Linked DNA regions of Homo sapiens: region 2 is linked to region 1. The links are chromatin contacts, found by Hi-C or POLR2A ChIA-PET in ENCODE. All regions are on one chromosome and are shown on one strand. Each heading gives the region's core, a stretch centred on a gene start or an enhancer-like site at or near the end of the contact. The rest is flanking DNA. Distances are from core to core; before and after follow the strand shown. Region 1 has its middle 22 kb from the start of CEBPA. Region 2 overlaps WDR88 (WD repeat domain 88).

The links. A loop is a pair of places that touch in the nucleus more often than their neighbours do. ChIA-PET counts read pairs that join two places held with the same protein, here RNA polymerase II (POLR2A). Pooled maps may share reads with other maps.
Region 2: a loop to region 1 is called in a pooled map, with 10 times the contacts of the local background. The contact joins two enhancer-like sites. A Hi-C loop is called at or near these places in 2 of 168 maps with a recorded cell type or tissue (CD14-positive monocyte and DLD1), 3 of 37 single-sample maps with no recorded cell type and 10 of 50 pooled maps. POLR2A ChIA-PET finds 5 or more read pairs at or near these places in 4 of 52 experiments (A549, Caco-2, IMR-90 and 1 more).

What each region holds. Positions count from the first base shown.
Region 1 is chr19:33,278,562-33,283,392 of GRCh38, forward strand. No RefSeq gene overlaps it. Among named protein-coding and RNA genes, the nearest start is that of CEBPA, 22 kb to the right of the region's middle. RefSeq lists an enhancer at 1-537. Within about 2 kb of position 2,255, at least 2 of the 41 ENCODE cell types and tissues checked have a DNase peak (open chromatin) inside an H3K27ac peak, as active enhancers do.
Region 2 is chr19:33,157,055-33,161,885 of GRCh38, forward strand. WDR88 (WD repeat domain 88) reads left to right here. Exons shown (of 11, transcript NM_173479.4): 8 at 3,360-3,442. It overlaps LOC124904691 (a long non-coding RNA gene), which reads right to left. Exons shown (of 2, transcript XR_007067228.1): 2 at 2,717-3,601. Among named protein-coding and RNA genes, the nearest start is that of TRT-AGT1-3, 18 kb to the right of the region's middle. RefSeq lists enhancers at 3,449-3,858, 4,202-4,371 and a cis regulatory region at 4,287. Within about 2 kb of position 3,582, at least 4 of the 41 ENCODE cell types and tissues checked have a DNase peak (open chromatin) inside an H3K27ac peak, as active enhancers do.

The sequences.
Region 1 (4,831 bases), core at 1,005-3,504:
GGGCATCCCAGGAGAGGGGCAAGGTTCAGGCCTCAGGGCTTAAGCCCCTTGGCTGCTGGGCCAGGCCTTCCTCTTTCTGCTGTCTGTCCCCTGCCCTGCTTCCTTACTCTGGCCAGAGCCGACTTGCCCTTTGCCCTGGAGCTGCGGCACCTCGGGGTTGGGGGAACTGATGGCCTCACCTCCCCCACCCCCTGCAGCCCCTGCTCCTCCCCACAGGAGTCTGGCCAGAGAGTTGGGCCCTGGGGAGGCCACACAGCCAGGACACATGTCCTGGCCCCAGGCAGAACCCTTGCCCTGGCCACAGAGCCACACCAGCCAGGTCAACTCTGTCCTCTGAAATCCCTGGAGACCAGGGCAAGCCCCCCCCACCCACTCCCTGGGGCAGCTTCGGACTCCCACTCACCTCCAGGTTGGGAAAACTGACCCCCAGCCCAGGGCAGGAGGCAGGATGTGGAAGGGCCTCTAGCAGAGCTGAGGTCCAGCCGGCCATGTCGGGGGAAGGACGACCCTGTACCCTGTCATTCCCCTCACAGTGTGAGGCCCCAGGGAATAACCTGCCCTGGCAGGGGACTGAGAAGCAGGAGCAGTTTCCCAGCTCTGGAGCATGCTGGGTGGGAGCAGGCACGGGGCGTCTCTGGGGGTGGGGAGCAGCCCCTCCTTGCCTAGGCAGTCACTTTCTGGGGGCCAGCACTTCCCACACTCTCTTTTTTTTTTTTGAGACAGAGTCTCACTTTGTCACCCAGGCTGGAGTGCAGTGGCACGACCTCGGCTCGCTGCAACTTCCACCTCCTGGGTTCAAGCAATTCTCCAGCCTCAGCCTCCCAAGTAGCTAGGATTACAGGCGTGTGCCACCACACCCAGCTAATTTTTTGTATTTTTAGTAGAGATGGGGGTTCCCCATGTTGGCCAGGCTGGTCTCGAATTCCTGTTGATTCTCGAATTCCTGGTGATCCACCTGCCTTGACCTCCCAAAGTGCTGGGATTACAGGTGTGGGGCATCACGTCCGGCACTTCCCATGCTCTCAGAGCATTCACTGCTGCTGTCCAGGTCAGAGTCTGCCAGTGCCCTCCTCCAGGAAGCCCACCTGGGCTGGACCAGAAGAGGCAGGAGCCTGAAGCAGCCGGCCTTCCTCCCCACCACACACCGGGACCGGGGCTTCCCCTCGCCACACTGATTAGGCTGGAAGTGGGGGGCTTCCAGCTTCCCACTTCTGGAAGACCCCACCTGCACCCAGCCTGCCTGGGGCTCAGGGCTGCATTGAAAATGCCTGACTTTCCACCCCAGAGTCCAGGGCAAGGCACAGCTTCTGATAACCCCTGGGCTGATGTTTGAGCAAGGCCCCTGGGAAAAAGTCCTCAGGCCTTACTGAGCCCAGTGCTGCCGCTGTTGCTACAGCAGACAACCTGGGGCAACGTCTCCGGAAGCTGGAGAACGGGCAGGTGGGGCAGCCACAAAGAGGGCTCCAGCGGTGTCGGCTGCCTCGGTGTGCGGTTCACTGTGGCTGTGTCCACCTGCTGCCTTCCTCTCTGGGCACTTCCACTGATATCTGGGAGGAGGCCACCTCCAGGGGTTGTGAGCACTCAAATGAGACAATGTGGGCAAGTGCCTGGCCTGCTGCTTGGCGCACACTGAACCCTCAATGAATGCAGCCATCAGCCCTGCTCAGGCTGGCAGGGTTGTGAGGACTGGAGGATCCAGGTCATCTCTGCAGACCAGGGCAAGGCCTACTGCTGGACAAGGGGAAGGCTTGGGACTAAATCTCTGCCTTCCTGGCCCCCAGAGTCCACAAGGCACAAATGTGCACTTGCACGCCCCCCCCAACACACATACACACACACATACACACACACACATACACATACACACACACACATACACATACACACACACACACACACACACACACATACACACATACATACACATACACACACACACATACACACACACACACCTGGCTTGGCTTCCCATTACCCAGCCACCTGCTGGAAAACCAAGAGCTGTCTCTTGAAAAGGATGATTAAGAACCAGCCTTGACTACTCAAACTGAAACTCCAAACCCTCCTCTGGGGTACCCAGCTCCTCTGGAGCCTGTGGGCGAAAAGCTCTTACCATAGTGGAAAAAATATTCTGCCGAAACGGAAGTCTTCCTCAATTTAGCTGAGTCATTTTCTTGTGGTTAAGGAAGTCCGGGTTACCTCTGGCCCTTCCCCTGATGCCCATGGCCTAGCCAGCTTGGGGGACCCCAGTCCACACTCCCGCCCTGGCAGGGGGCATGCCCATCCCGGCAAACCTGCAGGGCCCTTGATTGTAAGTCACCCCACTCACCCCGGGCTGCTTCTCACCACTGTTTCCTGTGCTGAAGTGGGAGTCCAGACCCCCAAGAACCAGGATCCAGGGTCACTGATCACCAGGTCACCAGGGGCAGCTCCTACAGGCCTGGGGTCTGCCTGCGCTTCCTGTCGGGGATGGTGGCCCCTTGAGGATAGAGGCCTCCTGTGGATTGACACTCTGCTCCTGTGTCCCCAGCTTGGGCAGCTCTTAGCACGAGGTCGGTATCAGGAGCCCAGTCTCCCAGCATTCAGCAGCTCACAGATCCCCCAAGGAGCCGGTAGCTTGGAATGAGTTCCTAGTGGATGGGCAGTGGAGGGGCTGGGTGCCAGGCCCTGCTTAGATCTCAGACCCAGTTGGGCTCATGGCAACCAGGGATGGAACCTGTTTCATTCTGGATCCTAGGAGTCTGAGCCTGCAGGCCAAGGCACCTGGCCCAGGTGTGGCAGAGCCTTGCCCAGTCGGGGCTCTGGCTGGAGGGAGGCTGGTGCTGGTGGGTGCCCCACCCTGGCTGCAGGTGGCTGCCTCCTCCCCGGGAGACCTTTTGGAAGGTGCCAGAGGCTGTTGTGGGGGAAGGCGGAGAGATGACGGGGCGGGCCACCTGAGTGCCGTGGGGAGAGCCTTGAAGGTGCCAAGTGGTGCCAGTTGCAGGTGGGGCGTGGAGGCCAGCTCTGTGGGCGCTGGGTCCTTCCCCTGCGGCCACACCGTGTGCCAGGAACGAGAGACCCCCTGGCTGTGCGTTCCACCCTGGCCCTCCATCTGAGCCCTGGGCTACTGGGGAGGCAGCAGGAGCCCGGGCAGACGGCTCATCTGAGCTCGGCCTTCTGTCAGCTGACAGGGGTCACGTGCTGTCTGGGCTTGCCTGGGGCCTGAGAAATGGGGATGCGGACAGCCATTGTCAGGGCTGTTGGGGAAATTCAAGGAATGGAAGAGTCAGAGGGAGTTGGGAGGCCATGTCTCGGTGTGTGCGGGGGCATCGAAAGCCCTGCTGGATTTGGGGGATCAAAGGACCGCCACGCATCACTTGTGGGGTCTCGGGATGATGGGGGTCAGGCCTGCTCTTTGCTGGGGAGGCCAGTGGCTAGCAAGGTCTGGGGCTCAGTGAATAAGGCCACGCTTGCAGCCGCCCTTGTCCCAGTGCTTGGAGAGCCACCAGGCAGACTTTATCTGCATCCCTGGAAGTGACCTGAAGAGACTGCCGGGCACTAGAGGGGTCCATGTGGGACCCGGAACCCAAAGGATCAGGTTCACCAAAGCCTGGACTTCCCTGGAGGGCCCCTGACCCGTCTCAGCGGCCGTCAGGCATCCGCCAGCTGGGCCCTGCGGGCTGTGCTGCCCGGTGACTCCAGAGTCCTCCCACACCCACTTGGACTGGGTCCTCCCGTGGCTCTGGCAGCCAAGGTTTGGGAAATTAGGTGAGGGGGGCCTGGGACGAGGGTGAGGAAAGGAACAATTTATGTTCAAAAGTCATCTTGAAATTTTCAACATATTTTTTTATTTTTCAAAACAAAAGCTCTAAATGTTGGGGCTGGGGGGTGGCGGTGGACCTAGCTTTGTGGGAAGTGAGTCAGATGGCCATAAAATGTGTTTTTCTGAGCCGAGGGGATTATTTTACATCTTGTGGCATGGAGACGCCAGGAGGAAGCCCTCCTCCTGGTCCCTGGTGGGGCTGCCTGCTGCTGGGCCTCAGCACTGATCTCTCTTCTTGAGATGGGGGCTCCTGCCCTTCCAGGACCCCTCATCAGCCCTCTCCCTCCCTGACCTCACATCCCGTTCTTTTAGGCAAGAGTGAGGCTGGGAAGGTCGTGGCTTCATGGTGGGGCCTCGTACTGGCTGTGCCATGCCAGAGAATCTGGGTAAAGTATGCCTTGGGGACCCTCCCCAACCCCTCGTCTGATGGATAGGCTGATGGCGGGACCACCTCCCAGAACAGCCACCAGCATGAAAGGAGGGATTTGAGAACTCATTTGCAGGCCGTCAGGGCTCGGCAAGTGGGTGCCCTCCCACCTCCAAGAACATCCTTGAGTGCAGGTGAATGAATGAAGGGCAAAAGGGGCAACTAGGCTCTTTGGAGACCCTTCCTAAAGCCAGAGGCGCAGGGGTCCTCCCCTAATCTCCGCTATCAACGGCATCTTCCCTGGGACCACAGCGGGGCAGTGGTGGCTCAGGGGAAAAGTCATCTTGAAATGTTCAACATATTTTTTTATTTTTCAAAATAAAAGCTCTAAATGTTGGGGCTGGGGGTTGGCGGCGGACCTAGCTTTGTGGGAAGTGAGTCTTCCCAGGGAAGAGGACGCTGAGTCCCCACCTCAGCGACCAGAGACCTCAGAGGGGCTAGGGTCAGGGACTCCAGATGCCCATCAGGACAGGACCTGGTGGCTTCAGAGGCCTCAGGGTACAGGTCCCACCACCCAAGGCAGGGACTGGGTGGGACCCGTAGGGAGGGCTCCGCCTGGAGCCTCCCATGCCCTCTGCCTCGCTGGGGGCTGCTGTCCACTG
Region 2 (4,831 bases), core at 2,332-4,831, 120 kb before region 1:
GGTGTGGTGGTGCACACCTGTAGTCTCAGCTCTTCAAGAGGCTGAGGTGGGAGGATCACTTGAGCCCAGGAGTTTGAGGCTGCAGTGAGCTATGATTGTGCTACTGCACTCCAGCCTGGGCAACAGAGTGAGACCCTGTGTCTAAAAAGAAAAAAAAAAAGGCCAGGCACAATGGCTCATGCCTGTAATCCCAGCACTTTGGGAGGCTGAGGTGGGCGGATCACCTGAGGTCAGGAGTTCAAGATCAGCCTGGCCAACATGGTGAAACCCCATCTCTACTAAAAAATACAAAAATTAGCCAGGTGTGGTGGTGGATGCCTGTAATTCCAGCTATTCGGGAGCCTCAGGCAGGAGAATCGCTTGAACCCGGGAGGCGGAGGCTGCAGTGAGCCAAGATTGCACCACTGCACTCCAGCCTGGGTGACAGAGCGAGACTCTGTCTCAATATATATATATATGTATATATATGTGTATATATATATATATGTATATATATGTGTATATATATATGTATATATGTGTATATATATGTATATATGTGTATATATGTATATATATGTGTATATATATATGTATGTGTATATATGTGTGTGTGTATGTATATATGTATGTATGTGTGTGTGTGTATGTATGTATATATATATATATATATATATATATATATATATATATATATATATATAAAATTAAAGAGGTAAAGAGGACCTTTAGTGGTCCAGCTCAGCCTAGTTCTGGCCCCTGGCAGTCCTGGAGAAAGAGACCTTCTGTCTGATGGTGCCAGAACAAGTCCCAGGGAAGACTCCCATTGGCTCAGCTTGGGACACATGTCCATCTCTTAATGAATCACTTAGGGGGCAACGAAAGCCTCTGATTGGCCAGGTCTGGGTGACTTGCCCACCTGCAGAGCTAGGGTTGGGGTCAGAACCCCCTGATGCAGAGGGACTAAGAGTAGGCAAGGAGTGTTTCCCCACAGGAAATTGGGAGCTGTTGCCAGATAAAGGGACATAGAGGTGAATGGGGGCAGTGACAGGAAGCCACCGCGGCTAGCCAGCTCCAGGGAGGGAAGTGGGTGCTCTTGACACTCAGGAGCCAAACATATGCTCCCCTATCCTGGTGAGAAGTGGGGCTTGCTCTGTGTGTCTGGGGGCCTCAGCTGGCACACATGCCACTGGGGCCTGGCTTGAGAAGCACTAGGGTGCTTCTGGGCAACTTTCCCTCTTCAGCAGCACCCCTTGTCTAAGTCCCACTGTGAGGCACCCTGCCAGCTTCTGTCCTTGGCTTTATGGGGTTCAGAATCACATGCAGTTGAGCCAAAATTGTGCCACTGCGCTCCTACACTCTAGCCTGGGTGACGGAGTGAGACTCTGTCTCAAAAAAAGAAAAAAAGAAAGAAAAAAAAAAGAATCACATGCAGTTAATCATTATTATTCCTGATTCTGTATTTGTGAAGTCACCTACTTGCTGATATTTATTTGTAAACCTAAAGTCAACATTCATGGCACTTTCAAGGTCACTCACAGATGTGAAGAGCAGCAAAAAATCTAAGTCACCTCCCAGCTGAGGTTGGACAAGGCAACACTCTGCCTTCTTGTTTCACCTCCCACGTGGTAAAATGTCCTTTTTGTGGTCTATTTAGTGCCACCATTTTTTTTTGTTGTTGTTTGTTTGTTTTGCTCCCTCTGTTGCCCAGGCTGGAGCGCAGTTGCGCGATCTTGGCTCACTGCAACCTCTGCCTCCTGGGTTCAAGCGATTCTCCTGCTTCAGCCTTCCAAGTAGCTTGGATTACAGGTGCGCACTACCATGCCTGGCTAATTTTTGTATTTTTGGTAGAGATGGGGTTTCGCCATGTTGTCCAGGCTGGTCTTGAACTCCTGTCCTCATGTGATCTGCCTGCCTCAGCCTCCCAAAGTGCTGGGATTACAGACGTGAGCCACCACACCTGGGCTTTCTTTTGCTTTTTGTTAGTGATTTTGCTGTGTAAAATGGCTCCCTTGGCCGTGTGTGGTGGCTCACAGCTTTAATTTCAGTGCTGGGGGGGTGCTGAGGCGGGAGTATTGCTTGAACCCAGGAGTTTGAGATCAGCCTGGGCAACATAGTGAGACCCCATCTCTACCAAAACAAAAAAAAAAAATTTAGCCAGGTGTGCTGGCACCTGCTTGTAGTCCCAGCTACTTGGTAACTGAAGTGGGAGGATTGCTTGAGACCAGGAGTTTGAAGCTGCTGTGAGCTGATTGCATCACTGCACTCTAGCCTGGGTGACAGAGCAAGACCTTATCTCTAAAAATAAATAAATAAATAAATAAATAAATAAATAAATAAATAAATAAATAACAAATAAAATGATCCCTAACCACAGTGCCGAAGTGCTGTTTGCCGTTCCTAAGCGCGAGAGTGCTATGATGGGGAAAATGCATGCATCCATTCAGGCATGAGTTACAGCTGTTGGTTGTGAGTTCAATGTAAACAAATCAACAGTATATATGCAATAAGGTGTCTTTAAACAGAAACACACATAAAACAAAGTTACGTACTGATCAACTGATGAGAATGTGACCAGAGCTCGCAGGAAACTGACCCTGTATTTCCCCTAGGAGCGATGGTTCAGTATTCACTAATTCAGTGTCTGCAAAAACTGCAGAGGCCCCCAACCTTTCTGGCGCCAGGGACAGGTTTCATGGAAGACAACTTTTCCACAAATGGGAGCTGTGGAGGATGGTTTCGGGATGACCCAAGTGTATTACATTTATTGTGCCCTTTATTTTTATTATTATTACATTGTAATATATAGTGAAATAATTATACAAGTCAGCATCATGTAGAATCAGTGGGAGCCCTGAGCTTGTTTTCCTGCAACTAGATGGTCCCATCTGGGGGTGATGGGAGACAGTGACAGATCATCAGGCATTAGATTCTCATAAAGAGTGCACAACCTAATCCCTCGCATCCGCAGTTCACAATAGGGTTCATGCTCCCGTGAGAATCGAATGCTGCAGCTGATCTGACAGGAGGCCGAGCTCAGGTGGTAATACGAGCGATGGGGAGTGGCTGTAAATACAGATGAAGCTTTGGCTTGCTTGCCTACCACTCACTGTCTGCTGGGTGGCCTGGTTCCCAACAGGCCATGGATTGGTACCAGTCTGTGGCCCAGGGACTGGGGACCCCTGTCATAGAACATGACTACTGTAAATGATAAGAATCAGCTGTAATTGGCTTGGGGTCGTGGAGCCACTCCAGGAAGGGGTTTCAGTGTTGTCAGAGTGAGATGAGGTGGTGCCTCGCCAAGGCATCTTCAGCTGGCTTTGGGCTCACTTGGCTTGGAAAGTTGACCCCCATCTCCACCCTTTCATTTTCTGTTGCAGGCTCTTTTCTCATTTCTGGAGGGTTTGATAGGACTGTGGCTATTTGGGATGTAGCAGAAGGCTACCGGAAGCTCTCTTTGAAGGTACATGTGGCCAGCATGAGATTGAGGATCTGAACTTCCCTCCCGAGTCCTTCCTGTGCTCAATGCTGGTTGCTGGGGACACAGCTGTGAGTGACACAGGCCTTGATGCCTCTGTGGGCTGATGAAGGACAGACAGGAAGCCAGCAAACACACCACCGACTGTGAGGAGTGAAATGGAGAAACCACAACAGGGTGACATGATGGGGACAGAGGCGGGGGACCCATCCACATTGCATGGGCAGAGCTTCCTGGAGAAGGAGGTGTTTGAGCTGAGAACAGAAAGGACTACATAAGTGGGGATCTTGAAGAAGAAGGGCAGTCCAGGCAGATGGAACAGCTGATGCAAAAACCCTGAGGTGGGAGTGTCTAAGAACAGCAGAAGTTACTGTGCAGGCCTGGGCACTGTGGCTCACTCCTGTAATCCCAGTACTTTGGGAGGCTGAGGTGGGCGGATCACCTGAGGTCAGGAGTTTGAGACCAGCCTGGCCAACATGGTGAAACCCCCGTCTCTACTAAAAATACAAAAATCAGCCGGGTGTGGTGGTGCAAACCTGTAGTCCCAGCTACTTGGGAGGCTGAGGTGGGAGGATCGCTTGAACCCGGGAGGCGGAGGTTGCACTGGGCCAAGATTGTGCCACTGCACTCCAGCCTGGGCGATAGACTGAGATTCTGTCTCTAACAAAACAAAACAAAACAAAAAACAGAAATTACCTTGAAGAGAGACGCATGCCCTAGTGAGGCATGCACAGAAAGCTTGGGGTTCCAAAATGGGGATGTCAACTGAATGCTCTGGGCTACAAGTGAGAGGATGAGAGGAGCCCCAACTCAGAGTGGCTCTATGATACGGGGATGTGTTATCCAACACAGCAAGAACCCACAATTGCCTCATGCTGTGCCCCTGTTCCCCCAAGGGGCCCCACACCCCAGGATTTCTGCATACTCCCTGGTTTCACGATCTCACTGTCACCTTTGGCTGTGAATGCGTGCATCCCTGATTCTTGGTCTTTCTGTTCCCAGGGACACAAAGTAGACATGTGTCCTTGAGCAGCCCATATTCAGGTCCCTGGGGCTGGTCTATCTGAGCTGTCTTCTCCTAGGACTTGGGGAGACAAAGCGAGTTTCCTCACAGCAAATAAACGGATTAAAATGGAATGTTAAACCTCTCTGTGCTTAAAGTCCCTCTGTCATCTAGGCACAGTGGCTCATGCCTGTAATCCCAGCACTTTGGGAGGCTGAGGCTGGAGGATCATTGGAGGTCAGGAGTTCGAGACCAGCCTGGCCAACATAGTGAAACACCATCTCTACTAAAAATACAAAAATTAGCCAGGTGTGGTCATGCCCACCTGTAGTCCCAGCTACTTGGGAGGCTGAGGCATAAGAATCTCTAGA